6 separate regions of the Mus musculus genome follow, and regions 1, 2, 3, 4 and 6 are each linked to region 5. The links are chromatin loops, found by intact Hi-C in ENCODE. Cell type or tissue: left cerebral cortex. All regions are shown on one strand. Region 1 holds the start of Coil (coilin). Region 2 overlaps Gm525 (predicted gene 525). Region 3 has its middle 59 kb from the start of Nog. Region 4 has its middle 37 kb from the start of Gm34677. Region 5 holds the start of Nog (noggin). Region 6 has its middle 43 kb from the start of Gm38759.

What was found. Hi-C counts contacts between places; a loop is a spot of excess contacts. Peaks named below come from ENCODE experiments on the same cell type or tissue, not always from the same donor. Only the 100,000 strongest peaks of a DNase experiment are listed, where the experiment ranks them.
Region 1: it touches region 5 in a loop (2.3-fold over the local background); 6 of 42 quality-filtered maps call a loop at or near these places.
Region 2: a loop joins it to region 5, with 4 times the contacts of the local background. A loop is called at or near these places in 15 of 42 quality-filtered maps.
Region 3: it touches region 5 in a loop (8-fold over the local background); 7 of 42 quality-filtered maps call a loop at or near these places.
Region 4: it touches region 5 in a loop (4-fold over the local background); 5 of 42 quality-filtered maps call a loop at or near these places.
Region 6: a loop joins it to region 5, with 9 times the contacts of the local background. A loop is called at or near these places in 37 of 42 quality-filtered maps.

The regions. Positions count from the first base shown.
Region 1 is chr11:88,970,790-88,975,789 of GRCm38, forward strand. It overlaps Coil (coilin), which reads left to right and starts at 3,146. Exons shown (of 7, transcript NM_016706.2): 1 at 3,146-3,413. The coding sequence starts at 3,160. It also overlaps the pseudogene 2210409E12Rik. In left cerebral cortex, CTCF peaks have their summits at 607 (motif pointing right), 3,074 and 3,274; DNase peaks (open chromatin) are centred at 3,133 and 3,666; H3K4me3 peaks cover 1,400 bases; H3K27ac peaks cover 738 bases.
Region 2 is chr11:89,082,475-89,087,474 of GRCm38, forward strand. All of the region lies in intron 2 of Gm525 (predicted gene 525), which reads left to right. It also overlaps the pseudogene Gm22534. Among named protein-coding and RNA genes, the nearest start is that of Gm525, 11 kb to the left of the region's middle. In left cerebral cortex, a CTCF peak has its summit at 2,316 (motif pointing right); DNase peaks (open chromatin) are centred at 409, 2,337 and 3,943.
Region 3 is chr11:89,240,838-89,245,837 of GRCm38, forward strand. No RefSeq gene overlaps it. Among named protein-coding and RNA genes, the nearest start is that of Nog, 59 kb to the right of the region's middle. In left cerebral cortex, a CTCF peak has its summit at 2,694 (motif pointing right); a DNase peak (open chromatin) is centred at 2,688.
Region 4 is chr11:89,918,828-89,923,827 of GRCm38, forward strand. No RefSeq gene overlaps it. Among named protein-coding and RNA genes, the nearest start is that of Gm34677, 37 kb to the left of the region's middle. In left cerebral cortex, a CTCF peak has its summit at 2,633; DNase peaks (open chromatin) are centred at 2,057, 2,572 and 3,930.
Region 5 is chr11:89,301,106-89,306,105 of GRCm38, forward strand. Nog (noggin) reads right to left here and starts at 1,454. Exons shown (of 1, transcript NM_008711.2): 1 at 1-1,454. The coding sequence starts at 915. The coding sequence ends at 217. In left cerebral cortex, CTCF peaks have their summits at 1,038, 1,284 and 2,532 (motif pointing left); DNase peaks (open chromatin) are centred at 354, 514, 814, 1,195 and 3 more places; H3K4me3 peaks cover 2,379 bases; H3K27ac peaks cover 1,449 bases.
Region 6 is chr11:89,162,371-89,167,370 of GRCm38, forward strand. No RefSeq gene overlaps it. Among named protein-coding and RNA genes, the nearest start is that of Gm38759, 43 kb to the left of the region's middle. In left cerebral cortex, a CTCF peak has its summit at 3,090 (motif pointing right); a DNase peak (open chromatin) is centred at 3,092.

The DNA of each region.
Region 1 (5,000 bases), 330 kb before region 5:
TACTTTTTTTAAAGGATTTATTTATTATATGTAAATAAATTGTATATATATGAGTAGTATTTTTTAATATTTATTTTATGTATATGAATACACCATTGCTGTCTTCAGACACACAAGAAGAAGGCATCAGACCCCATTACAGATGGTTGTGAGCCACTATGTGCTTGCTGGGATTTGAACTCAGGACCTCTGGAAGAGCAGTCGGTGAGCTTAACCACTGGGCCATCTCTCCAGCCTTATTTGCTTTTTCTTTTTTGTTTTTTTGTTTGTTTGTTTGTTTGTTTGTTTGAGACAGGGTTTCTCTGTGTAGCCCTGGTTGTCCTGGCACTCACTTTGTAGACCAGGCTGACCTCGAACTCAGAAATCTGCCTGCCTCTGCCTCCCAAATGCTGGGATTAAAGGTGCGCGCCACTATATCCGGCTATTTGCTTTTTCTTTATCAAGTAGCCAGGCTGGGGGAATGTCTTTCAGTGGTGTGGTGCTCCCCTGACGTGTACAGGGCCCCTTGTTCACTCTCTAGCACTACAAAATAAGTAAATAGCATTGTCAAAATCATTGTACAGGAGACCAGGCATGTATCTGTACACTGTAGCTGTCTTCAGACACTCCAGAAGAGGGCATCAGATTTCCTTCCGAATGGTTGTGAGCCACCATGTGGTTGCTGGGATTTGAAATCAGGACCTTTGGAAGAGCAGTCAGTGCTCTCAACTGCTGAGCCATTTCTCCAGCCCCTTATACTATATTCTTAATAGCCATCATGGCTTTCTGTACCTGCTCAAAAAACACTGGATTGATAAGATCCAAGCAGAAGCAGGAAAATTAGACTGAAAAGGAGAATAAGAAAAATACTTGGACACAGACTTCAGAAATTTAAAAAACCCTTAGAAAGACCTAGGAAAACCAGTGAGACACAGATTGAGGAATTTAGGAAAGAACTTGCCACTCTGCCAGTCACATGATGAAACTGAAAGGGGCTGGCTCAAGCTTATTAGAAAACCAACCTCAGCCTGGCATGGTGGCGCACGCCTTTAATTCCAGCACTCTCGAGGCAGAGGCAGGAGGATTTCTGAGTTCGAGGCCAGCCTGGTCTACAAAGTGAGTTCCAGGACAGCCAGGGCTACACAGAGAAACCCTGTCTTGAAAAAACAAAACAAAACAACAACAAACAACAACAACAACAACAAAGATTTAGAAAGGCAGCTTGAATTTGATGATCACATTTTGATGCTATGTCATTTAGCAGCTTTTTAATGCTTGAGATGAGGTTGAAGAACCAAGAAAGGTGTGAGTCTTTTCCTTAAAATACACAAGGCCCCAAAGCAGCCTTCCCTGATTTTTGCAAAGATTGACTTCAGTTGTAAAGAGAAGTCAGAAAAATATTAATTGAATCCTTGGCTTTTGAAAACGCTAGTTCAGAATGCAAAAGGATGATTAGGCACCATCAGCACCAATAGAATAGATTAGAGATATTGGATCTCACATTTATGATGCTAATCTGATAGTAAATTCTAAAAGTCTTAAGAAAAAAAATCAAACTGTCAGATGTCTTAACTGTGGTAAGCAAGGGCATTTGGAAAGGGATTATAGGGTAGGTGTTCCTAGAATCTGTTTTGTTTATTCCTAGAAATAATCCAGAAGGCCTCAGCCCTCTGCAATATGCATAAGGTGGGGCAAAGACCAGCATTAGACTAATGAATTCAGATTAACAACACCCTAAGAGGCCTCCTGCAGGTGCAGATATCCAATTGAAACCAGCCTTTCCTGTCAGGGTCAGAGAAACTCAGCCCCAGAGCAATGAAAAGACTTAAAGTCTGTTGTTGACACTTCTCAGGTCCAGTGAGGTGCATGGAGTCACAAGCAGACACAGGGTTGTTTGTGTTTCTTGTGATCCGACACAAGAAGACCACCATCTTCACTGATGCCAAGGAGTCAAGCACGGTGTGGGAGCTCAAGCGCATCATTGAGGGCATCATGAAGAGGCCTCCTGAGGAGCAGCTGCTGTTCAAGGACAACCAGCTCCTTGATGAGATGAAAACTCTGAGGGAATGTGGCTTCACTTTTCAGGTAGCAAGGCCAGAGACCCCAGCCACAGTGGGCCTGGCCTTCAGAACAGGAGATGTCTTTGAAGGCCTGGAGATCCACCCCTAATCTTTTCCTCCACCTCTTCCAGACGTGAGGAAGGATTCTGGAAACAGTGCTAAGGAACAAGATGTGCAGTGAGGGCCCCACAGCCAATTCCTAGAGACCTAGAGACCCATTCTCTAGTTGAAAATAAATAAATAAATTGGCTGTCTTTTAAAATAAATATTAAATAACCCTAAAAGCACAAATACTGCTCTCGCGTCATACTGTATTCTACCTCTCGACTGGAGGTGGCCAGCAGCCAGCAGCCAGCAGCAGCCATCCCTGAGGAGAAAGGAACAAAGCTAGAACAGGGCGTCCGTAGGGGATGATTCCCTCTGGGATGATAGGGCCTGCTACAGGCAGGACTGGTCGGGAACAGCAGGCTCTGGAGTGAATGGTGTGGTTCCTGAGTGTCTTCTCTGGGTACCTAGGCACCACCTGGAGTGTCTGAAGACAACTACAGTGTAACTTATATATAATAAATAAATCTTTTAAAGAAAATCTTCCTATTTATTTAGCTTTCTGACTCTCTGGACCGTCAACACTTTCAGAATACTGTTCTGCCTCAAGATGAGGAAAGCACTTGATCTGGTCAGGGACAGAGGACACACTGAACTCCCTGAGGCCCCCAAGGACGTGTGTGTGTGAGTTTTAAACAGTCTTATGAGAACTTTAAGTCTCGCATCACGAGAATGTCTCATTTTCTGCTTGGACACGCACCACAATTTGGTGCTTTCCTGACCTTTTTGGTAGAAAAGTAAAAACCTATTACAGGGGTTCGAGTCAGGCTTGCTGCTTATTAATTTTATAGATTTTTGGTTTGTTTCTGTTTAATTACACGAACCGATATCGTAGCAGCTATCCTGACAGTCAACTTGCATGTATGTTCAGCCCTGAGAAAGAATGGGGAGCTCGCGAGGGGAGCCTTACAGACCTACTTGCGCCCCCAGGCGGCGCACGCTAGCTGCTGCTGGGGGCGGGCCGCCGGACCACGCCGCTGCGAAAGCCCTTGGAACCTCTCGGCTTCCGTCGAGCATGAGCAAGATGGCAGCCTCCGAGACGGTTAGGCTACGGCTTCAATTTGACTACCCGCCGCCGGCCACTCCACACTGCACGGTCTTCTGGCTTCTGGTGGACCTGAACAGATGTCGAGTTGTCACGGATCTCATCAGTCTCATCCGCCAGCGCTTCGGCTTCAGTTCCGGGGCGCTCCTGGGCCTCTATCTGGAAGGGGGGCTGCTGCCCCCTGCCGAGAGCGCGCGCCTGGTGAGAGACAACGACAGCCTCAGGTGCGCGGGAGCGCGCGGGGGTGGGGGTGGGGGCGCGCGGCTCGGGGTGCGGGTGCGGGTGGGGGGCGCTTGCTGGACCGCAGGATGCAGGATCCGGGTAGCGAGCTAGCCAGCTGCGGAAAGGCAGGTTCGCGAGATCCTGAGTGGTCCAGCCCAGGATGGAGCATCCTTCCCCGGGTTCCCCGGGACGCTTCTCATTTCAGGGGGACTAAACTTGGAGCAGCTCCGGTGCTCAAGAGCAGGGCCAGTACTCACTCTGCCAGGCTCTGTGTGCAGTGTGCATGGCGCAAATATGCCACAGACCCGCCTTCTCTGGGCTGCACTTGCAGGCAGGAAGCAGAGATGTTTTCTGAGTAATGTATGGAATGGCCCACCTTAGCGCCTTGGCAGTGTCCACTTCTGGTGGATTTCTGTGTCTCATTCAGGTGTCATTGGGTCCCATCCAATTGGTATCGGAATGCGTTTCACGTGTCACACAGAAGGCTGTGTGTTTCAGTAGCTTGACTGCTTGCATCTCAAAGCCCTAGATTTGATTCCCAGCTGGCTAACCAGGAATCCCTGCACTGAGGAGGTGAAGACAGACAGGAGGATCAGGAGTTCAAAGTATCCTTGGCTACATAGGTCAGCCTGGCATATGTGAGAGCTGTTTAAAAAAGAAAAAAGGTAAAATCAGGCTGGGCGTGGTGGCGCTCGCCTTTACTCTCAGTAGTCGGGAGGCAGAGGCAGGTGGATTTCTGAGTTTGAGGTCAGCCTAGTCTGCAGAGTGAGTTCCAGGACAGCCAGGGCTACACAGAGAAACCCTGTCTTGGAAAACAAAAGAAACAAATGTGAGACAGAGAGAGAGAGAGAGAGAGAGAGAGAGAGAGGCCCGAGTGGAGGTGGCGTACACCTTGTATCCTAACTCTCAGAAGGCAGAGGCAGGCAGATCTCTGAATTTGAAGCCACCCTCGTGAGGGCTGGGTAGAGAAACCTGTCTCAAAACAACAAGAAGGAGAATTTAATCGTTGTCACTGAAGTGAGTATCCAGGAGCGACTACAGTGTGACTAGTTGGCAGGTGGCTTAGTTGTCTCAGATGGCGGGCTGATGCGATTGGTCATACCAGTTGGCATACATACTGATATAGTCTATGGTCCCACCACTTCCAACCACACCTCTAAGCTTCCGCTGCGGTGAGTTAAATTTGGAATTATAGGCCTGGCGTGGTGGTGCACGCCTTTAATCCCAGCACTTGGGAGGCAGAGGCAGGTGGATTTCTGAGTTCGAGGCCAGCCTGGTCTACAAAGTGAGTTCCAGGACAGCCAGGGCTATACAGAGAAACCATGTCTCGAAAAACCAAAAAAAAAAAAAAAAAAAAAACCCAAAAAAATGGAATTATAAAGCAGGCTATTTCTTGCTTGCCTTTGTTTAGTGTTGCTTTCTGTCGAGAGTGCCACATTTGCAAAATTTCTTCAGAACATCAGGGAAATTAATTAGAAACACTGACCATATCTTTGCATCAGGAATACTTAAGTCAGGAATACTATGATTTGTTAATCATTCTGCTTCAGGTGGCAACTTGAAATAGTCCAAATTTCAAACCTCTCCTC
Region 2 (5,000 bases), 220 kb before region 5:
CATACATGCAGGCAAATAACCATACACATACGGCAATGAAATAAAACTCATCATACACTTGTGTGTTTTTCAGGTTCAGTGGAAAAAAAAAAAAGAAAATTCTCAGAGTTTCATATGCTTTCCATTATACTAGGTACTGCCAAATTGTAACAAGGTCTGCCCTCAGTGTGTATAAGATCTCTCTCTCTCTCTCTCTCTCTCTCTCTCTCTCTCTCTCTCTCTCTCTCTCTCTCTCTCTTTCTCTCTTTCTCTCTCTCTCTGACAGGGTCTCACTATGTAGCTCTGGCTGGCTTGAACTTGCTAAGTAGGTCAGACTGATTTCAAACCCAGAAATACACCTTCTTCTGCCTTCTGAGTGCTAGGATTAAAGATGTGCGTCACCGTGCTCAGTGGCTTAGTCAGGGTTTTTATTGCTGCACAAAACATCATGACCAAGAAGCAAGTCGGGGAGGAAAAGGGTATATTTAGCTTACACTTCCACATTGCTGTTCATCACCAAAGGAACTCACACAGGGCAGAAACCTGGAGGCAGGAGCTGATGCAGAGGCCATGGAGGGGTGCTGCTTACTAGATTGCTTCCTCTGGCTTGCTCAGCTTGCCTTCTTAGTGAACCCAGGACCGTCAGCCTAGGGATGGCCCCACCCACAATGGACCCTCCCACCCTGGTCACTAATTGAGAAAATGCCTTACAGTTGGATCAAGGGAGGTTCCTTTCTCTGTGTGTCAAGTTGACACACAAAACCAGCCAGCATGCCCAGCATCTTATACTCCTTTAAAACTTATTTATTATTTTTGTGCTTGTGCATGATGAGTGCTGTGGGTGAACTACGGTGCTTATCTGGTGGTCAGAGTTTGTGGAGTTGGTTCTCCTCTTCCACCTTTCTGTGGGTTCCAAAGATTGGACACTGGTCACCAAACTTGTATAGCAAGCACCTTTCCCCTCTGATGTGATGCATCTTGGTAGCCCACTTCCCTCTACTCTTTTTTTTTTTTTTTGGTTTTTCCAGACAGGGTTTCTCTGTGTAGCCCTGGCTGTCCTGGAACTCACTCTGTAGACCAGGCTGGCCTCGAACTCAGAAATCTGCCTGCCTCTGCCTCCCGAGTTCTGGGATTAAAGGCGTGCGCCACCACTGCCTGGCTGCTGTAATGGACTGTGGTAAAGTAGCAATTTATTTATTTAAAGATTTATTTATTTATTTTATGTATAGGAGTATACTGTAGCTGTATAGATGGTTGTGAGCCATCATGTGGTTGCTGGGAATTGAACTGAGGACCTCTGCTCACTCACCAGGCCAAGACTCTCCCTCCCCCTCCCCCTCCCCCACCCTCTGTCTATCTCTGACTGATACCTAGAGATCAGGATGTAAAGCTCTCAGCTACTGCTCCATGGCTGTGCCTGTCTCTTTCCCACCATGGTTATCATAGATTAACTGTAAGCAAGCTTCAGTTAAATGCTTTCTTTCATAAGAGTTACCTTGGTCATGGTGTCTCTCCACCCCACAGGCATTACACCATTTCGTGTTCTCATAATAAGAAGGGAAAGCACAACCCAATAAGCTATGTTGAGAGCTGAGGGTGTGTGTGTGTGTGTGTGTGTGTGTGTGTGCGTGTGCGCGTGTCTGTGTGTCTGTACGTGTGCATGCACGCATGTGTGTGACAGACTACATTTACAAAGCTTTTATTATAGTGTATTGTTTTATTTTTGTGTGTGTGTACATTTGTGCTTTTTCGTGTATTCTTGTGTGTGTGTGTAGGCCAGGGTCAACCTTGAGTATCATTTTTTCAGGAGCTGTCTGCCTTGCATTTTGAGATAGGGTCTCTTGTAGGCCTGGAGTTCCCCAAGTAGGTTAGACAGGCTGGCCAGTGAGCCCAGAGGTCTGCCTGACTTAGTGTCTCCAGCACTGGGAGTAAAAGTATACACCATGATGCCTGGGGTTTTAAATGTGGCTTCTGGGGAGCGAGCTTAGGATCTCATGCTCTCGAGGCAGGGACTTTACCAATGGAACTCTCTGATCTGCCAGCTTTCTATTTTATTATTATGGATAAGTTCAGTAACTTTCTCCATAGACAGACCCAGACCCACCCAGCCTCTCCTGAGGCAGGCCCTTCCCTGAGTGGAGGTAAGGGCTTTGCTGACAAGAGTTACCTCTCCAGCTCTGTAGCATAACATTTGAGTTATTCTATTTTATAATTAAGTATTGTCATTGACTTCTTGCTTGGTCCAGTTTGTAAATTAAACTTCATTATAGGCCTTTGCGAATAGGAAAAAATACGGTCTGTGGAAATTCAACACCAGTTGCGTTTTCAGACATCCACTAGGGGGCGCTAGAAGATATCTCCTGTGGATGGAGAGACTGTCTTACTCATGTACAAAACAATGCTGTACATGTCACTAAACATATCCGTGTGAAAGCGGATTTCTAGAAAAAGGCTCAGAGAGATAATGGGTTAACTGTCAACCCTGTCATCTCGCTGAGTATTGAAGCTAGTGCTTTGGTGATCTTTATATTTAATACTTAAATTTTTGTTTATTTAAAAAGATTATTTAAAAAATTTTTTAATTATGCCTTTGTGTGCTTGTCTGTGTGTGGGTATGTATGCATGTGTGTGTATGTGTATACATGTGTATATATCTGAGTTCCGGGAACTGAACTTGGGTCTTTTGCAGGGACACTATGTGTTCTTAATCACTGAGCCACTCCAGCCCTCAATTTTGACATTGATTGCCTTATTAGATTGTTCTAAATCGCTTTAGGAGATGGACAGTTTGTTTCACTTCAGAGCCTCCAGAACCAAGCCAATGACCGGTGTGGCGAGGTTGGGTGGGGGTGTGTGTACTCAGCAGGATAGAATTTTTTCTTGAGTGTATCTCAAGGAAATCTCTTCAGTTGCCTCAATTAAACTCATTAAGATCCTCTCATCTTTCCAAGTCTTAGGGAAGAATTTGTTTGCCCATTGCCAGGCAGAACCAGGCAAATTCTTTAAGAAGGATGACATTCAGGCTTCTGCAATGTCCTTTGTGATCATCTCTGTTTATAAGTGCTCCTGTGCCCTGGGGATTTGCCTTCCTGGGAAGCTGGGATGTCTTTGGCTTGTCTTCCTTTCAGGTGTGCTCTTACTGGGTGCAGATAAATCACACTGGCTTTATGGTAAGTGGCCTTTGTAAATATGCTTTCATGTTTAGCACCATGACGACTGTCCCAGGAACTCCACTCCCCTTGTTCCCATGATCTCAAAGATGGTTCAGAATAGCTGAGATGTCAGCGCATACTGGCTTTCCTGGGACGCGGAGCCTTCGGGGGAATCCAGGACAGTTAACTTCTGAGCCATCCTCCAGTCTGCGTGATTACCTTTGACTAATGAGCAAAATAAATTCTCCCGAATGTCAATGGACCTGTAATCCTGCCCAAATGTCATAGGAAAGGATGGAGACATCTTGGAAAGAGTTCACGCCTTGATAGGCTGTTTGCTATGTCATTCTTGGGTCAGGTCAGGCTCTGCTGGGCATCTCATTTCATTATCATGCCACTCCAGGGAGGGTCTAAGTGTAGTTTCCATTCCAATTACTGGGAAAAGATTCACTTTAAATCATTACAATGAGCATTTGACATGGAACACAAATATGAGTTTTTGTTTTTGTTTAATTTCTTCCCTCCCTGGAGAAGGGAATCTAAAGAAATGAAAACCTGTTTTCCATCTCCCTCTCCTTTCTTAGTCCAGGAACATTTGAGAGGGTCATTAGTACTGGGTCATTTCTGACTCGGCCAATGCAATTGTTGAATTTGTGGTTTTTAGCTGATTTGTAGTTGGGCTTTTCATCTTTGACTAATGACTGCTTTCAGGCCTTTGTGGCAGATTCATTTCCCCAACATTTAAAATAAATACTGAAGTGTCATGGAAACCGGTGCTGGCTTCTTTCTTGTTCTCAGTGTGTGTCTATTTTGGTGGCTTTTCTTCAGTGATGACTTCAGCTGCTGTGAGACAGACACTGACTTTTGCTTTTATGTAGATTTGGCTATTATAGCAAAGACAATCGACACAGACAGCGAGGGACCCTCCAAGGAGGCATCAGTGAGACAGAAAGCAACCTCTTCATGTATTCATTTATATATCTCTTCAGCGAGCGGTACTGAGGCCCTACTGTGTACCAGGCGCTAAACCACACACTTGGTGTACCGTGGCTGTTGTCCTAAAAAAACAAACGTACAAATAAAACCTACCCTGGGCTGGGTAGCATGTGCCATAGTCCTAGCTCTTCAGAAGACCAAGGTAGAGAATCCTCGGAGCCTGGGATTTGTTTGTTTTTGAGACCCTGGTTCTCTCTGTAGCCCTCTCCCTACTTAAAAATTACTTTATGGACTTCTTTTTATTTTATGTGTAGAGGTGTTTTGCTTGCATGTATGTATGTATGTATGTATGTATGTATGTATGTATGTATGTATGTGCACCATGTGTGCGAGGTGTTCCTAGAGGTCAAAACATAGATCTAATCTGCATATGAAAGAGAACACGAGCTGTTTGTCTTTCTGAGCCTGGGTTGTAACCTCACTCAGTATAAGTTTTTCCGGTTCTGAAAAAGCAGTAGATGCTACAAAGTGGGTGGGAATGGTTTATCTGTGTGTGTGTGCCTTAGGCCCCTGTCAAGAGGAATGTTAAGCATCTCGTTCCACAGAATACTTCATTTCTTTTTCTTTTCCTTTTCTTTTTCTTTGAGGTGGGACCTCACATTAAGCCTAGGCTGGCCTGGAATCTATTGTTGCTTGGCTGGCCTTGAATGTATGGTGATTCTCCTGTCTCGGCTTGCAGTATGCTGGGTTTACATACAGCACACAGCCATCACGTCTGGCTTTTCTATGAGTGTGTGTTCACTTATATGATGTACGTGCGTGAATGTTTTCCTATGCAGCGATGCCTGGACAGCTGTGTGCACAAGTAAGCCAGAGGTCCTCAGCTGCTCTCCACCTGTGCTTTTGAGATAGGGGCTCTCACTGAAGCCAGAG
Region 3 (5,000 bases), 60 kb before region 5:
CCTTGGAGTAGAGTGTAGAATACTTTGAGGATGGAGTTGTAGAAGAAAGAGGGAAAGGAGTGGCTCAGTCCTCATAGAGAGTGGTGGCCTCAAGGCAGCCATGTCTTGTGACAAAAAAGCATGAAGTGGTAGGGTGGTGGCCACAGCAGAAGCAGGGACCATGTATGACTTTGAAGGCTTCCTTTCTGAACTGCTTTCTCTTGGGACTGAGTCACCACGATGGGGAGAAGCCACAGCAACCCCGGAGAGAGACTGCGTGGAGGGGTCTGATGGCCGCTGCAGAGGTCTTGGCCTGAATCCTTCGTCTCTCAGGTATCTTATGATGGTTCAGGATTTCAGCCCTCAGGTTAGCTCTGCCCAGATGTCCCTAGCCTTAGACCTGCAGAATAGTGTGGCTCTCTGTGCACCCTTAGAAAGTTTCAGACCCCAAAAATCCATAGTTTCCATAAAATTATCAATATATGTGTGTAAAAAAATGGACTATGTATCTTAGTGTCTTTTCCTGTTCTCATGGTAAAATACTCTGGCAAAAGGACCTTAAGGGAGAAAGGGTTTGTTTTAGTTCATGGTTCTAAGGTAGGGATGCCGACCTAATGTACATAATCCCTAATAGGCATGCCTAAAGGCCTGTCTCCCAGGAGATTCTAGATCCTGTCAGGTTGTCAATCAGTATTAGTCATAATTTGTATAGGTCTAATTTTATGATGGCTTTCTGTCTTCCCCTCTTCCAGCCTCTTTCACTCCTTCCTTCCCTCCTCCTTTCCTTTTATGTATTGATTCATTCTCCTCTCCCCACTCCCTCTTTCCTTCATCATTTCTTCTCCTCCTTCTTTCCTTTCCTCCCTCTCTTCCTTCTTTGTTTCCCCTTCCCATTCCCCTTGTTCTTCATCATCCCTCTTTTACTCACTCTCTCATTTCGTTCTCTCCTTCTTTCCCTCTCTTCTCTCCCCCTCCCTTTCCCTTTCCCCTTTCTTCTTCTCCGAGTCTGGGAAGATTTGTTTCACAGCAACAATAACTACTCCAGAAATTACTTGGGGTAATGAATGAGTCCTCTGGAGACTGAGATGGATAATTACCCACAACAACATCTGGGTTACCTGAGCATCCCCCACTCCCAGTTAGATTATATAGATACCTCTCATAGGATCTATGAACCTAGAAGTCAAATAGATGGGAATAGAAGAAAATAGTGCAGTTTTTGACTTTTCATGGCCCTAAACTCTCCTAACCTACAGGAGGGACTTGGGGTGGGTCTGGGTGTCACAGTGAGGTGTGGGGACAGAGGGGAGCTGCTTCCTTCCCCTTGTCATCTCTATCCTGGTGTGCTCCAGCCCAGAGGCTGTGGGGACACCCATGACTTGTGTGATGCTTAAGGGAGAGACAAAGAAGCTTATAAGACTCCGTCCTTAGTGCTGGACCTTGGTTGACACTTAGGATCCTCTCTGGAAAACTTGAATGCAATGAGAAAAAAAAGTGGCCTCACCCCAGTGGTCTGTGATGTTAATTTGGCTTTTAATCACTCACTTCCCCGCCCAGGAGGAGTGTGGGATGGACTGGGTGTGGGACTTAGGAAAGGTCAATGTGTCTGTACTCTAAGCCTCTGGTGTTGTCTCCATTACACACACACACACACACACACACACACACACACACACACACACACACACACACACACACACACACAGAGAGACACACACACACACCCCACACACAGTCAATGTGATGCAGGAAGGATATCATGCAACTAAACTCTTTTCAATGCACCAACAGCTCTCTTGTCAGGTAGAGAAATGTGTTGGAGTTCAGGAGTCCAATCAAATAACCCGAGTGACTGCCTCCTCCTCTGATGCCCAGTGGGCTGGCTGAGCTGCCTCACCTGGGAACCGAGGGCTCCAGGGCATGCCAGCTTCAATCTCAGCAGCTCTAGTACACATTTCATTCTGAGCACATCCTACTCAGGAAACTTCGGCAAAGGAAAAAAAAAAAAGAATCACCAACATTTTGATGCATCTTCCCAAAGCTTCATCCCTAGAATTTTTTCTTTTTCATTTTTGACAAACATAGTGAATATATAATTTTGCGTCCTGTTCTTTTCCTTATTGTGGTTTCAGATGGATTTTTTTCCCATGTAAATATGCAATTTCAAACTTGATGGTAATACTATATAGTATCTTATCGCATAATAACATATACATGCCTGGGGCATGTTTTCTTTCATGGTCGTTTGTTTCCATTTGAAAGGTGAATGTTGTGTTTCGCGTTTTTTTACTGAGGCTTATCCACAATAATCAAACGATGGAGATTAGCTCGGTTACTCTGATACCAGCATTCATGGCCTCTCTGTTTCATGTGACACTGCTCATCATTTTAAGTGGCATCACACTACCTGTGTGACTGCACCGTGCTTTACTGTGTTCTTGGTTTGGGTCACTCAGGATATTTACCAGTGTTGGATACTGTAAACAAGGAGGCCAAGGGTATCACTGTGCGCTCAGACTTTCCCTTAGTTTTGGATTATCACCTCTGAATAGAGTCCCAGGAGTGGAATTACTGGGTTAAAGGGTAGGATTGTGTTTATGGCTTTTGATACTTATTGCCAAATTGCTTTCCCAGAGGACTGTGCTCAGGGTAGCAGGCACACTTTATAGGCCCAGGGGAGTCTCTTCGCTCCTCCAGGATGCTGGGCTCCCCTCTAACCACTAGAGGGCGTGAAAGGATGCTGTTGGAGGGTCAGCCCCTCTAGGAAAACCCCAAATTTGCTAGAGGAGCTCTTGGTGAGGAGGAGGGAAATGCCTTGTTGATTCAAGCTTGGATGATATCTCTGGGTTTCCACTGCAGGCAGCTCAGTTTGTGCTCTGGACTCAGGAGGAGACAGCAGCGGGACCTACAGCCTCAGGTCCAGAGTATGAGGTCTGAGTTGTCACTCCTGCTTTGTAACCCTGGATGGCATGCAGAGACCCTGAACTTTGAGTTTCAGTGCAGGGATACAGAAACGCTCTGGGCTGCAGAAGGTTGCTGGGTATTTATGTGGAGACACTGAAAATGAAGAGATACTTACAGGCCGTTTAGTTCACATTCTTTAGGAACAGAGGCCCACACAGTTATGATTGGTTTCCATTCTATTTTCTTGTTTATCCAGAAGTTATGGAGCGTCTATAGTGTATGAGATTCTGCACTCAGAGTTGGGGATAGTAAGAGGATGTGCAAAGTCCCTGTCTCCACAGAGCTTATATCTGTATAGGGAGATGAGCCACTGTGACCGACACTCAACACTGGCTGCACCTCAGACAGTGAGGAAGGCAAATTGGGGGTTGGGGGCAGGGACTTGCTTTGGATGCTCCAAAGAAGCCCTTCTTAAAATGTATTCCTTAGAAGCTGGGTGGTAATGGCTCCTGCTTTTTATCACAGCCCTGGGGAGGCAGTAGCAGGTGAATCTGTGAGTCGGAGGCCAACCTGGTCTAAAGAGTGAATTTCTGGAATGTCAGAGTTATGTAATGTATCCCTTAGAACATTAGTTCAACTGGACATTAAGTAGATGTTAAGTGAAATGTGGGTAGGTAGCTTCATCAGTTAGCTATGGCTGCCTTAATGCTGTGTAACAAACAGCCCCATGCTCAGTCAGTAGCAGTCATAGTTATTATTATTTTTAGAAGGCTTATGGGTCTGGATATTAGCTGGGGTGCCTTTCATTCCTCTGAGACCAAAAGTGTGCACGCTTATTTGCACTGGTAAAGTTTTCTTTAGAAATTTTATATAGATATGCCTTAGAAATACTTGTTCAGCAGAAACAGTGCTTCAAGTTTTGATATTTTAAACCTTTAAAAAGATTTATTCTTTTTATGCATATGCATATTTTATCTGCTTTCATGTCTGTGTACCATGATCATGCATGGCAGAGGCCAAAAGAAGGCCTTGGAACCCTGGAGCTGAGTTACAGATGGTTGTGAGCTGCCATGTGGGTGCTGGGAACTGAGCCCAGGTCCTCTGCAAAAGCAGCCAATACCCTTAACTACTGAGCTACCTCTCCAGCTCTTGTTCTATTTTATGTTATATGCATTTGTATATGTGTGTGTGCGCACATTAATGTGTGTGTATGTGTGTGTGCATGCATTAATGTGTGTGTATGAGGGAGGTGGGGTGGAGAGACACCAGGGGAGTTGAAGGGATGTGGTGATGGATGGATAAGATCAACATACATTATATGAAATTATGAGATTATCAAACAAGAAAATATTATTTTAAGAAAGAAAAAAAAGTTGTAGGACAATGGAAATGCCAAAAAGGTAAGGTAGACAAAGCTACTGTTATTTATTTCTGCGTGTATGTGCGTGTACATTTGTGTGAGAGGGTATGCATGGACCATGGTTCACAAGTGTAGTTCAGAGGGCAACCTCGGATGCCAAGCCTTACCTTCCTTCTTATTTGAGGCAGGGCCACTCTAGTCATTTGTCTGCTAACTCCAGGCTAGCAGTCCCAGCAACTTCCAAGGGAGTCTCCTGTCTCTGCCCCCATCTTGCCCTGAGAGAGTAAGATGGCAGGCATACGCTACTGGGTACAACTTTTACATAGGTTTGGGGATCTGAACTCAGGTTGTCGCAGCAAGTGCTTTTTGACCACAATGATCCATTCTCCTCATCCTATTTTGTTTTGGAGGCAGAGTCCCTCACCAATCCTAAAAGTCCTTGCTAGGCAATGCTGTCTGGTTAGTGAACCACAGGACTAGCCAGTGCTAGACTCACTCCTTGCCTGGCTTTTTACGTGGAAGCCGGGGACCCAAACTGAAGTTCTTATGCCTTCATAGCAAGGACATTAACCACTGAGCCATCACCCCTTTCTTGCATCCTCATCCTGCCTACTAAGGCCAATCAAGCCACAATGGCTAAAGCCAGTGTTCACAATGCAGGGGGAAATATACTTTGTCTCCAAGGACTGAAATCACAAAAACATGACAGCATGCGTGGGCGCAAGGAGGGGTGAAGAACAAGGAGCAGCAGGCTTCT
Region 4 (5,000 bases), 620 kb after region 5:
AGATGCTTTGCATAATAGCCTATTTAATAGTCTGCTAGATAATACATTAGTTAATTTTACATATCAAGCTGACTAGATCATGAGATGTCTAGGTATGTCTGTGAATATTATTTAGGGATGAGATTAATGTCTAAATCTGTATACAGAGTGAAGTTCACTGTTCTCTCTAATGTAGTTAGGCCTCAGCCAATCCAATAAATGTCTAAATAAAACAGAAAGGCTGGGGCTTTCATTGATGAGAGGAAACTACTCCTGTTTCCTACATCAAGCTTAGCCTTCAGTCTGTTTCAGCTCTCAGGCTTGTAATGAGATTTTGGCTCCTTCTGCATCTCAACCCTGATGGTTTTAAGATTCATACCAACCATTCTCCTGCTCCTTGGGCTTTCAGACTCAGAAGAAAGCCACACCATTAGATGGGCTGTGTCTCCAGCTGCCAAATGACAGCCTTGAACCTCTTGGTCTCCATAAAACTGTGTGAGCCAACTCATATACATATATACATATTTGTGTCTTAATACATTTAATATATGAAAAGCAATAATAACAATAATGGTTATAGGTATTATTTATATAACAATAATGGTTATAGGTATTATTTATATACAAAGAATCTTGTATTGATTTTATTCCACTGACAAACTCTGAACAACACTGGCATGTTTTGATGGCACATTACTGGTGTTCTATTGTTTTGTTTTAATATAAGTGTGACAGCCTTCACATTAAAAGTATTCAACCTGAAGTAGATCTTCAGAACAATGCATATATATCCTTATATTAAAAATAGAGAAATGACATGCAGGTGATGGTAGGATAAAGTTGATGTATATTTGGTTGAGTTATCACATCTAGCCAGAGCCCTACTAGTAACCCAAATATTCATGAGTTTCAGAATCACATTCAAAATGTTAACAGTCAGGGGGAAAAAACCCATAATGAGCATTATTTTCAAAAGACTGTAAAATTCCTTCTAGGAGACATTAAGACCAGATTTGTTCTAGCAAACAGAATGAAGGCCAATGAGTTCCAAGAAGTCTAGTTTTAGCTTTGATTACCCCCTTCAGCAAGCATGCTCTGAAAAGCTACTGTGTGGCACTCACTGTTCTTGAGAGAGGAAAAAAAAAAAGGTTCATTAAACAAGGAAGACAGAATTTAGAATTTGCCATCTAGAAAGGGAAATCTAAGAAATCAATGGGAAAAAACCTGAAGTAAAAAGAGTGGAAAGGGTGAGCGATGCTGTTTCGAAGAATTGGAATAACTATGTAGTACAGCTTCGAGGAGATTATTAAATAAAAAGGGAGTTGCCTTGGATGATCTCTGAGGTAAGCTTTCACTGTGAGATGTTCTCACATCTTGGTAGCTTACATGCCTATGGGAACCAACGTGGCCTTTACTATGACCATTCAGTGACAGTTAGAAGGGATTGTTCTCTTCCTTGGGTGACAAAGCATGGGGTGAGTCTTCTCACTGTCAGCCAACCTTCTGTGTCACAAATACCCTGAGTCTTCCACGGAGTTTGCTATGTTTAGCATTCTGTTCTGTCATCTTCTATATAGTCTTATGTGCTTAGCGCTCTTCTGTCTCGAGCCACTGAGCCTTTACTCTGAATAGGAACCCTGTACACTTTATCTCAATTTTTTACCCTCTTTCCTCTCTAGAATGCCACTACCCCAGTATCTGACATCCCGGACTGTGTGTGTGTTTGTTTTGACAGTCTCTGTCCCCATCAACCTGCAAGATATAGGTGAGTCAGTACTGCAGGTGTGGCCATTTTATACTCAGGACTTAGCTCTCTTCCTGACACATGAGAAGGTACAGTGCATCTATATGGAGTCATGAGGACTGAATTAACTGAATCCAATACCTGGGGAATCAGGTTTGTACCTCCCAAAGTTAGAAAGGGGTTGAATTATTCCACCAACCTCCCCCCAAAATAGAATTTTTCTAGGACTGGGTTTCTTCATAGCCTTCCTTCCACTCTTGACTAGCTAGAACTGTGGAGGACGGGAGCTGGGAGGGGCCTTACAGCTTACCTAAGGCCTCCTTGGAGAAGAAAACTTCAACATACAGTCAGAAGGAAGCTATGAATATGTATGAATCCACGGATACATAAGGCATATTTTCAGAGCTGCTTTCTCAGAAATATTTTGGAAAACACACAAACAAATAAAAACAACCCTCTCGATCCATCCACCTTGGATTTGAAATGGATCCCAAACTATTGACTCAAAGGTAGCCAGGATGAGAAGGCTCTGTGTGTGTGTGTGTGTGTGTGTGTGTGTGTGTGTGTGTGTGTGTGTGTGTGTGTGTAGGGGGAGGAGGTGCTCTTTTGGTGGTAGGCCACTGACCGCTGAAAGCCTAGCCCTCATGTGCACACATTGTCCCCTGGGGCCCTGGTGCTGAAGGAGCCTGCCGGACCTGCCTTGTGGGGCTGGCCGCTGACAGCTTCTGACTGTGCTGCTCACCACAGTAACTTTCCGAAACCTCCCACAGTGGGGCTGGGGGAGGGGAACCCAAAAATCCCAAATATAATTTAATTTCCAGGGCAAGGATTTTCATGTTTAAAAAAAAAATGGCCAAGCCTTTCAGAGAGGAGAGACTGCTTTCTCTTGCATTACCACACTGCCCCCTTGAGCATTCGGCTGAAACCCTGCACAGAGCCAGGCTTCAGCCAAAGTCCATGGTAGAACAAGCTCTCCACGGAACAGAACCAGGAGACAGAAGAGAAAATGAGCATGGACATACACGACGAATACCATGGTTCTCATTGAGAAGTTGAAGAGAGATCATCTCAACCTTAAGAAAATCAGGTAATCCCTTGTCCGAGGTATAAAGAAAACGAGGAGGCATTACATGGCAAGCCAATGAGGGGTCACGGGAGAGGAAGGTTTGGGGTCCTTTGGGACTTTCTAACCCAACTCAGCCTTATAGAGAAGAAATGTTAAGAAATCTGTCAAGAAGGGATCACGAATTGAGATGAGATGAGGAGAGACAGAAGCAGACTCCAGCCCAAGGCTGGATGATGAGCAAACAGAACTGTGTGCTACAAGCATCCCTTAGTTTGGGAATTGCACAGAGATGTTCAGGAAGTCAGAAGTGTACCTATGGGAGACCCAAGGGCACAAATCTAGATAGGTACATGGAGAGAGAACATCAAGATGATTTTGTATCTCTTTATAAAACATTTGCCTTTTTTATCTTCAGGGAAATGAGAAGATGTTTAGTGGATTTCCTTCAGGTCAATGAATCTTAGATATAATCAGAACACATTGCAAAGGACCAAGAGTCAAGCAAAGGAAGACAGATCTGACGGAATCAGACGATGTGGCATGATACACGAGATGGTGCATTCTGTGTCCCTAATGTAATGAATGGATCCTTTAGACTTCCTAATACTTATCATTGTGTGATAGGCTAGTGCAGTTAAGATAACTTGACTTTTAGCAGGTTTACAGGATAGTGATACCTTAGCAACCAGCTTCTGGGATTTGTATACTCTCTCGTGGACACTAAACAATTCCATATTCTTTGCATTTTCTTGGCTTCTCAGACATGCCCATTCCTACGAGCTACCCAGGACCCACCTTATTTGTTCACTTCATGTCCTTTAGCTGATCTGTAGTATACCCACATCTTCCCAGGGCTGATCTTTTTGTTCATCAGAGCTATCAAACACCCCAGCTTCAATTCTTTTGCCTCTCCTTTGGAAACAAAAGCCCCTGACATAGACCGCTGCAGAGTCTGATATCTACGGAGCACAGAGCCATAGAAAACTGAAAATAGAACCAGAAAACATATTTATTCTTTCCCTCTGAGTACTTCTGCAAGGCAGGAATGATGACGCAGCCTCACTGGCTGGCCATAAATTGTCCAATTTCTTCACGCCTCCTAGCTGACGCCAAGCTGTCACCAGGATCTGGTCTTGATCTTTCTAGTCTGGCGCTTCATTTTTTCAAACTCCAGCCTGGCTCCTTGCAGGCCCTTTCTGATTAACTTGAGATCTGGAGTTCCTCACTCTAATTCTGCCCATTCAAGAAGTGATGTGACAACACATTGTTTCCTGGGACATCCACAATCTCAATGAAATGAAGGGATGGAAAAACCATGTAGCTTAAACCAACACAGTCCCTGTTTGCTCTGAGACTTGTCAGTCTGCCCGTATTACAAGTGGCCAGTCACTGTGGACTTTCCTGACCGTTTTGTTTTAATGTTATGACCCGCCTGCTACCCCTAACTCCCTTGTCTCCTCTGAATTCTTGTGTGGCCTTTTATTTCAGTGTTGCTTATTTTAGCTATTGTTTTCTGCCTGCCACTTCCTCCCCAACACCAAAACTTAGCTCTGCAGCACAAAAACATTTGTGTCTGTTTTGCCTGGTAAAAATAATTAAAGAGTTTATAAAAGTGGTTTCTAGAAGATGTGCTCAACAGATGTTTTCTAAATACGCAAGAATATATGTGTTTATACATCTGTGTCCACATGTATATATACATGAACACTTACATTTCAATAAGGAGAACTAGCCAGATAGTCAAAGAAAAAGAGAGGTGCGTGTGAGTTTGCAAAGTGTGCACAGGGAAAGATCTAGATGAGAGAGAGAGAGAGAGAGAGAGAGAGAGAGAGAGAGAGAGAGAGAGAGAGAGAAACAAGAGTGAGACTCACTATGTTCATGTCTCTGGTCACAATGGCTTTAGGAATGTAATTTCTTTACATTCCTAAAGCTAACCACCACTGTCTACTCTCTTATTTGGCCAATTCCTCCTCCTGAGGCTGACTATCAAGGTCCATCTATCAAAGTAGTAACATCCAGCAATCAAAAGCCCACTTTGGTTCACCTCATTAACATGTCCAATCAAAATACACTACCACATCCTAGCCCATTCTGACACAGACCTCCCCTTTGTCTCTTCTTTTAAAACATTGCCCCTGCATGGTCATTTGCTTCTGGTTTTCTGCCTCAGTCAGAAGGCGGCCACTTTAACCTCTCTTCCCTGCTTAATGA
Region 5 (5,000 bases):
ACTGGGACCGTATATACACACACATATACATTCCTACACAGTTAAACAGTGCATTACAGGAACCAGAAAGCCAGGTCTCTGTAGCCAAGAAGAAAAAAAGTTCATTGAAAACCCTCGCTAGAGGGTGGTGAAACTGGTTGGAGGTGGTGGGGGTAGGGGGGGCGTTGGTGGGGATCCATCAAGTGTCTGGGCGCGGGCAGGGGGCCCCCCCGAGTTCTAGCAGGAACACTTACACTCGGAAATGATGGGGTACTGGATGGGAATCCAGCCGCAGCGCTGACCCCCGCGCCGCTGACAGCGCCACCGCAGCACCGTGAGGTGCACAGACTTGGATGGCTTACACACCATGCCCTCGGGCACAGAGCAGGAGCGCTTGCTGAAGCAGCTGCCCACCTTCACGTAGCGTGGCCAAAAGCGGCTGCCTAGGTCATTCCACGCGTACAGCACCGGGCAGAAGGTCTGTGACCACAGCCACATCTGTAACTTCCTCCTCAGCTTCTTGCTCAGGCGCTGTTTCTTGCCTTGGGCCAAGCCCTCGGAGAACTCCAGCCCTTTGATCTCGCTCGGCATGGCCCCCGACGGCCGCTGCCGCAGCAGCTGGTCCAGCTCCGCCAGGTCCTCGGCACCTCCAGCCGGTCCCCCGCCCCCTCCGGGTCGGTCCTCAGGGGGCGAAGTAGCCATAAAGCCCGGGTCGTAGTGGCCCCCGAGCAGCGAGCGCAGCAGCGTCTCGTTCAGATCCTTCTCCTTAGGGTCAAAGATAGGGTCTGGATGTTCGATGAGGTCCACCAGGGGCAGGTTGTCGCTGGGTGCTGGGCGGATGTGTAGATAGTGCTGGCCGCCGGCTGGTGCTGCCCGCAGCCCCAGGACCACCACCAGGGCGTAGAGGGTGACCCCCAGGCTGGGGCAGCGCTCCATGCCTCCCGCGCGCGCCCCGGGGCTGCCTCTTCGTCCCGCGTCCCCGGAGGAGAGCACGCCGAGTCCGCGGCGCTGCCGTGCTCCCCGGTCCCTCCGGAGGTGGCTCACCCGAGGCTGAGCAGGCGCAGGGCAGGCAGCATGAGCCGCGAGGAGAGCCGTTCGCGCAGCGCCGGCTCCCGCCGCGGCGCAGAAGACGCGCACGAGTTGGTCGCAATTCCCCCCCGCCGCTCTACTTGGGAAGGCGGCCGCGGTCGGGCATCCGAGATTACTCCAGCGCGACCGTGGGGCGCTGGGGGCGCCGGCTCCTCGCTGTTCTCCCGGGCTGCCGGCGGCGCAGGGCGCGTGGACGAGCCTTTTCCCTCCTCCTCCTCCGGTCGCTCGGCGTCTTGTTTCTCTGTGCGGAGCCTCCGGTAGAGCGGGTCCTGGGCCACTTCTCTCTGCCTGCTCCGGGCAGCGCAGCCGGCTCTGCCCGGCGGACTCCAGCGGCGGTGGCGGCGGTGGCGGCGGCGGCGTCCGCGCACGTTGGCACCGGTTTGTCTGTCTCGCAGGGTCCAAGCCTTTAAATTTCCTGCACTTTCAGCTCCATCACCATGGAAACCACTGACTCTCTCTCCGCGTTGCCCCCTCCCCCTTCTTCCCCCCAAACAACAACCCCACCCCCAACTCCTCCACCCGCGAGGAGCCGGAGACGCACGGGCTCGGGGGGAAAGCGACTGCACTGGTCGCCGCGGCGGCGGCGGCGGCGGCGGCTCCGGCAGCGCCCAGGACTGTGCCCCGCCGGACCCAGATGCCCCGGGAAGCCGACAGTCAGGCTGCCCGCCGGAGCTCACAGGCGGCGGCGGCGCGGCAGCGGCGGTGGCGGCGGCGGCGGTGGCGCTTGGCAGGTCTCCGCGCAATTTTCTCTCCCCCCCCCAACCCCCGCCCCGGTTCTCCTCCTCCTACAAAATGCACCGCCCCCCTCCTTTCTCCTGGAGCAATGCAATGGGGCTCTAGGCGCCCCGCCAGGGCCAGTCCCGGGGAAAGCTCGTGGCGGCGCTGGAGCCAGGCTGGAGGGTGCAGGGCTGGAGTTGAGGGGTGTGGGGTTGTCGAGGTGGGGCTGGGGGACTCTCACTAGCTGAGTGATTTGTACCGGGAGGGGAGCAGCAGGGAGATGCCGGGGGCCCGGTTTCCAGTGCAGTTCCTAGCAAGAAATTTCTCCATGTGCATGGAGCATTTTCCCGGGTGCGTGTCTTTTTTACACTCTCTCTCTCTCTCTCTCTCTCTCTCTCTCTCTCTCTCTCTCTCTCTCTCTCTCTCTCTCTCTCGGGCTTGGGGTAAGTCCCCTCCCCCCAACACACACACACACACACACACACACACACACACACACACACACACACACACACACACACACCAAGAGCCGCAGCGTTGCGCAGCGTGATGTAATTTCTAGGTAGCACCCCTTCTCTGCCCCTCAGATCCACGAAGCGGGGAGTCGGGGGTCTTCTCACCCTCCTCCTTCGCCTAGTCCTACCGGGTGAGTGGCGGGGAGATAGAGGTACATCCTCCTAGCCTGTGGCTCTCCTAATCTTCGCTGCTTGGTACAACTAGCTCTCACCTCCCTGGGGGCGGCGCGCCCTCTGCTGGCCCTTTGTGATCCCTGCATTTAGTTCTGGCTGGTGTGTGTGTGTGTGTGTGTGTGTGCGCATCTGTGCCATATTTACACACTGACAGGCACTTTATGCTTTTGAATGCTTTCTCATAGATCTCCAGACTTAGTGTAAACAAAGATCCTGAGATTTTCCTCCAAGGTACTTCGATTTCACAAGTACACAGGTTTGCATCATCTGGCTGGGGCAAACAGCCTCAGTGGGCAGAGAGTGGTGACTAGAAAAGGAAATGTATACTAGAAATAAGGTACCCTAGTTCTGGATGCTGTCCACTCTGGCACATCTATGTAGACCTTGGGTAAGTCGCTTGGGTGGCACTCTAAACTTTAGTTTTTGGATTAGTGACCTAAGTTCCCCCCCCCCCCCAACCATCTTATAGTTCTAACAACTGAGTTAGGTCACTAATCCAAATTCAGCCCAGCAAAGGGACACTGCTTATTGAAAAGAAGGAATAAACCCTTTGATGAGAAATGGGAACTGTTTTCCTTTGGAGGAAGAGCTGGGTCAAGACCGAGCTCAGAGTCCTTTATGATGGTGACGTGATCCCATCTGGATAGGGGTGGAGGAGAGATATCTGGAGTGAATGTCCTGGAATTCACCAGGAGTGGGAGTTAGGCATTCCCAGTGTCACAGCCTCAAACACACTAGAAGGTCTAGTGTGTTTGGTCAAACAAAACTAGAAGGTCAAACAAAACTAGAAGGTCTAGTTTTCCTTCTAGTCCCCTAAGGGGGGAAAGCACTGCATTGTATGACTTTTCTGCAAGACCTCAGCCATAGAGAGAGATGCCCAGTTTCAGGTGTGAACACTTCCCACAGCTGTAATGACTAGACAAGTAGAATTAGACTCTCTGGGTTCTGTCTATAACAAGGTCTTGCTTTGGTCACCACTGGAGAAAAAAGTGACCTACTGGGATCAGTGTGGTCCCTGCATATGGGAGGCTGGGGAGAGGGGATTATGAGTTCAAGGCCAGCCTGAGTTGCACAGTGAGTTCTAGGACACCCTCAAGAACAAATAGGAACAATTTAGGAACAATCATTGTTTTTTAAAAATTGGTCTAGGTCTTAGGGTTAGAGAGGTGACTCAGTGGTAAAGGGCACCGACTGTTTCGCAGAGGACCAGGGTTCTTTTCCCAGCATGGTGGCTCACAGCCATCCTTAACTCCAGTTCTAGGACATCTGATGGCCTTTTCTGACCTCTGTGGGCACCAAGCATGCAAGTGTTACACAGACTTGTATGCAGGCAAAAGCCTCACACATAAAATAAAATCAATAAATCTAATTTTAAAAATTAAAAAAGTAGTCTGGTTTGCACATAATCTGAGACGGTCTCCCAGACTTTGCTTTTTGATATGTTTTATGGTGGTTTGGCATTCGTTTGCTGTCTCATGAAGATTAAATGTTCCAGAGCAATTTTGTCACTGCTGAGAATCAACTAAGAGAAAAAAATTTTTTTCCTGGTAAAGACTTGAGGAGATAAACTCCAGCCCAGCTCTCCCGAGACAGGGTTAAGTTCTAGCTATTGCTCACTTACTGTGCGATGTTTTTTCTTTCGTTTTTCCTTCAAATCACCTGTGGGTTTTTCTTTTAATTGTCAAATTTATTACTATTTTAAATTTATTACTATTTTATTGTATGTGTATGAGAGTTTTGCCTGCATGCATATCTGTTTACCACATGTGCCTATAGAGGCCATGTGCCCCTGGAACATGAGGCACAGACAGTTGTGAGCCACCATCATCATCCAGATGAGTCCTGGGAGTTGAACCCAGGACCTCTGGAAGAGTAGCTAAAGCTCCTAACCACTCAGCCGTCTAGCTCTCCAGCCCCTGATCACCTGTTTTTGTTTAAAAGCCAACCTAGAGCCTTCTGCCCTTTATGTAGGCTGGATAGATCCGACTGAACAGCATAGGAAGAATGGGAACCCATGCATACTTGATGATGGCTCAGTGACTTATTCATGGAGATCAGAGGGAAACGCATGTCTCCATGCGAGTGTTAGACAGTGCAGAGCTGACCCCACCCTGCAGCCAAGCCTTCTGCAGTCCCCAGAGGGGAGAGATGACAAGCATAGGAAGGAAGTACTCAAAGGACATTGGAACAATCCGTAGATCACTATAAAGCTGTCAAAATTGGTTTCCTTAAGCTGTGCTCCCTTTTGATACACTTAACACTTTCTGCTGGTCTTTAAGTGTTGTCTGGAATTTTAGGATACACTGTGACAAACTAAAAGAGTATTAGAGCTATTATTATACATACACAGTATTGGGTTCTCAAATTATTGGGTTCTCGAACCACAAGCCGAGTTGGGAAATGCCACATTTGGGGAGGCTACAGCCCCACTCCACTCTACAATGGGGAGCAGCCTCATATATTCAGGTACCAAGGAACACTGGGTTATTGCTCTGAGAGACTAGACTGAGCAATATCTTAATGATA
Region 6 (5,000 bases), 140 kb before region 5:
TACTTCCTGGTGGATTGGTGCCAGTCTTTGTCCCTGTAACCCACCAGTCCAGTCTCCAGTCTCAGCTCTTTTTCCTCCTCATTAAGCAACATGGCTGGCTTTACTCTCTCTCTTACTTCCCAGTGCTCCATGCTCTGCTGCTGCTGGGGCCAAATTGGTACCAAGTCTGGATCGATGGCCACTGGTTGCCAACGAACTTTATTTCATTCAGCTAAAGCCTACGACACACTCCTGTATTTTGTGCTCTGTTCTGTGAACTTCCAGGATGACACGCCAAAGGGACAGTGTGCATCTATTCCTCCACATTACTGATAAATATGTCTATATGTTCTTACTGCCAATGCATATCCCCGGGTACTTATTTCTTTGATATACCAGATTCTCTCATGGAACTGTGTGTCTGGCATTGCCACAGCCGACTATTGGTCTTCCTGTTCATCTGGCCCTTCCTGAGTTTTCATTCGCTCCAGTTAAAGGTGTTCCCCACCCTCCCTCTCCTTCACCTCCCACATCCAGCCCATGATCAAGTTGGTTGCTTATATTTGTAGGTCAATCTCTGCCATCCCAGCTGCCTCCCTAATTCCAACCACTTCTTTTATGGTGTTCTATGTTAGTCACCGATGGTTATCAGCATGGGGTGTTTTTTTTTTTTTAATTTTAATTTTTTAGAAAACACAAACTCAGTCGTGTCTGCATTCCCTGTCCCCCTAGCCTCCTACTGATGTAGAGTTAAATATTTGATCTCTCCTATGGCCCCATGGGAGCTGTCTCCTGCCTGCTTTTCCAACCTTAGCTCAGGTCCTTTCTTTTTTGCTGGCCACTTGGCGCTACCCCGGACTCTCTCCTCCCAGTTCCTGGTGGCTCAGTGTTCTTGGCCACCTGCAGGCTTTGGCTTTGTCCCCACAGATCATCACCTCCATCCTGCACATCCTTTTGGTCTCAGCTTAAATGTCATTACTCCAATCTAATTCCATTGCTTCCTCTTAGCCATTCTAGGCTCCCTATTAACACTACCCATATCTCCCCCAAACTGCTCACCATCAGGGACTACGTGACCCTTCCTCTGCTGGCTGTAAGCCCTGTAAGACAAGGATCAAGACTTTGGGAGCTCACAGTTGTAGTTCCAGACTCGGCACCTAGTAGATGCTTAAGAAACAGTGCTTGTTGCATGATATCAACGGTTAACGAGTTCTCATGTGTGCCTGGCAGTGTGCCAAGTCTTTGACTGTGCTATCACATTTTCTTTAATCCTTACTATAGTCCCCATCTATGAGGAAGAGGACCTAAGTGTTTTAAGTAAGCGGTACAAACACATCCGACTAGGAAGTTGTAAACTTGGATATGAATTCCAGTCCCAAGTTTTAAAAATTAATTTATTTTTTTTATTGCCTTGTTCTGCTGGAGTGGATGTGCACAGTAGGTGTGCAGGAAATGGAGCTTCCGGGGATGGGGGTGGAGGCACAGGTAGTTGCCTCTCTCATTTCTTGAAGTGTATGAGAGGAGATCCGGGGAGTCTCTGGCTTGCTCCCCTCTTCCTGAGCTCCTCCACGTGGCGGGGTGGGGGTGGGGGGGTGGCGAGGCAAGAGCTTAAGATAGAGGCCGTCAATGAGAAGGCTCTGTGGAGGGAGGGAAGAGTCCCTACCTAGAGGGCTGGAGCAGAGGGTGTCATCAGGGCTGTAGTGAGTGAATGGGGGAGGGGCTTGCTGGGCACGTTCTGAGTGAAGGGCTGCAGACCAGTGGCTCACAACCTTCCTAATGCTGCAACCCTTTAGTGTGGTGACCCCCACCCTACCCCAAACAACATTATTTCATTGCTACTGCACCACTATCGTTTTGCTACTGTGATGAATTGTAATGTAAAGATCTGATAAGCAGGATATCTGATATCAGACCCCCAAAGGGGTCGAGACCTACAGGTTCTGTAGTAGACTCTATAGGAGAGCTTTATCTCTGGGACCCTTGGGGGAAGGGGGCAGAGGAGGACAAGCAAGTTTCCAATATGGCGTTGAATGAAAGGAAGTGCATGTCTGGAATCTGCAAGCCAGGGAGGCAGTTTAGAAGAGGCCATGGGCCGGTGTGGAGGAACTTGGATGAACCCTGCCTTGTTTCTTCTCAGCCTCTTTCCGTTCAGTCTGTCCCTAATGTCTTCTGCAGTCCTGAGCACAGGCTGTGCCCCTTCCGTACTATTCTTTGCCCAGGCTGACCACAGCCTCTCTGAGGCCAGTTGAGAGTGAGAACCCTTCATTCTTGGTTTTGCAGGTCCTTGTGCTGTGCCTGGGATGCAGTAGGGTTTCACACACTTATTGAAATGGTCAAATCATTCCAACTCCCCCAGATCTCATTGTCTATGTCCCCCTCTGTGTTACTGTCCTAAAGAGTATTAAACTCAACAGGACACTTGATCCATGAAGTATGTATTTATTTTTATCATTCTCTGGTTGAGACGAAACCTCCTTGGCGCTGGGGACCACATTAAATCTTTGTATCTCAAATACTGAGTGTCGCTGTAGACTGTGTGCAAGGGTGAATGATCTCTCTCCTTTGCCGTTCTTAAGGAACCGTAGCTCTGATAGGTACTTTCTAGACTGAACTGGCTTTGGAATCATGTCTCCTGAAGGTGAGAAGCAGGAATATCATGTGGTTCACAGGATGGGTGATTGGATGTCTTCCCAGGGCACATGGGGCGTGCTTCAGGTGTATTGAGACCAGGTGCCTGTTGGGATCAAATATAATTTTAAAAAATGGTCTTGAGCATCTACCAAATGTCTTTCATCGGGCCTATATTTTTCTTATTCTTTATATCTACAAATAAAGTATCATTTTTGTTATACAGATTAAAAAGCAAGCTAGGGGAAGAGTATTGTCTTTTCTAAGATAGATGGAACTACTCTCCATCTTCCGAGACAATACCAGCTGTTATTTCTTCAGAGATGAATACATAGGTCAGCTAATGTTCCCTGCTTAGCTTTGGAGCATCTTTTAACTGACTCTGGGGAAACAGTCTTCTTGTGACATGAGCATTATGTCCAGGCTGAGAAAAGTGTGGTCTTGAGCGAAATATGCCAGAGCTCATGCTGACCACCAGGTGGCGCTGTTGGCCCGACATTTAGTCTTGCCAAAGCTTGGCTGTTTTAAAGGGTAGCTTTGGGATGGCTCATGCAAAACCTTACTGCGGTTTGCAATTTACCAGCGCCTGACAGTTGTCGTCTGCTTAAACTGTGTGTCCTGTAACTCACCCCCATTTGAGTCCTGAACCTCCCAAAGAAGCTGTCATCTCTATTCCACAGAGGCCAGGAGTTTAAGTAACTGGAACTAAGTTCTCAGAATGGCTTGGCACTCAAAGGGAGCAAGGCCCGATCTGTAAGCCTCCCTTTTGTCCTTTCTTTCCTTCACATTCTGATGTATCCCGGGCTAGCCCTAAAGTTGCTATGTAGCCAAGGATGACCTTGATCTCCTAATCCCCCAGCTCCTACCTCCCAGCTGCTCAGACTACATCCCATTCTGCCGCCACCACCCCCAACTCACGTGGTGCTGGGAACCAAACCCAGGGCTTTATGCCTTTCCCCGAAAGCCCTCTGCCAACTGAGATGAATCTCCAGCCTTTCATTTCCCTTTTGATTTCCTCAGTCTCTTCATGATGACACATGCTGGCCTATGGCGGCAGTGGTAATTCTGACAGTGAAAATCAGCTGAAGGCTGTCTAGGGGCAAAGGGGCACACAGGAGAGAGGTAGTTATCTCGCCCTTTTTAACCTGTGTTTCTGGGTATGTATGTGCACATACATGTAGAAATTTATGTGCTGCCTTACAGTATGTGGAGGCCAGAGGGAGCCGGTTCTCTCACACATGATTTCTGAGGGTCCATTCGGTCATCAGTCTTGGCTGCAAGCACCCGTACTTGTTGCGACCTCTCGATAGCCTGTAGATACCAGAGTATGAACTGATTACTCACTATCAAAGTGGCTGTTCAGCGGATCTCTTGGGAGATCAGGATAGTGGTCCTGAGAAGTCCCACTGGCTATTACAAGATGAGCAAGCAATAGTGAACAAGCTGTCTTGGATCCTCCAAAAGCCAGGGTGGAAGGAGTAGTTGATTTTGTAGGCAAGGAGGTGACACAGGGCAGCATGGTTCAGTGTGTAGCCTCTGGAGTAGGCCTGGCACATTGGTACATTAGAACACTGGCACATTGGCACATTGGTACATTGGCTCAAGACATCCCGTTCTGCTGTGCCCACTGAGGGTGCCTGCCTGGAGCCCACAGGAGCCCCAAGTGGAGAAAGCTTGATAAAAGTCATACTTGAGCCAAATGGCTTTGAGCATTCCCTAGGGTCTTCCTTGAAGAGACCTTAGGCTTCTGGGATGTGTCTGCTTGCTCAGCATCCTGCACACTTCCCACCTCTGGGGGCTCCTCACTTCTTACCTTCCCATGAGGCTTGATCCAAACTGATAAGGCCGAATTCGTTTCTGCCCCATGGCCCTTGCCCTTTATGCTCGGCCCTGATATCTCAGTTCAGATCATTGGGCTGCCATCTGGGGACTCCTTACAGGTCTGATGCTCTTGCTAGAACCATCATGAAAATACTCTCCCTCAACAACCAGTGATCAGACAGAAAGCATCTCCATGGAGTCCAGCGGCAGACCCCAAGTCTCTGTCAAGTGGATGGTTGGGTTCTCTAGGCCTTTAGACAAAAACAAGCACCAACTCCTAGTTGGGGCATTCCTGGGATTCATCCCCTGTTAAGTATAGGTCTGGGCTCTTATGTTCAAAATGCCAGGCCTTCTGTGGCCTCCTCTGGCTTGAGGATAAGGCTTTTGGGAAGCTGAGTGAAGAGCTGACATTTTCCCCCCATGTAATAGACTCACACTAGGTGTGTCCCAATTATTGCTTCTGAGCCTCTCAGCAAGCCTGCTTTAGAGTGAGATATGAGTAGAGAGATAGAAGAACTTTCCCAGCTTACTTAAAAACTATCGTAACTGAAGTCAGAGCCTAGATCTTAAGG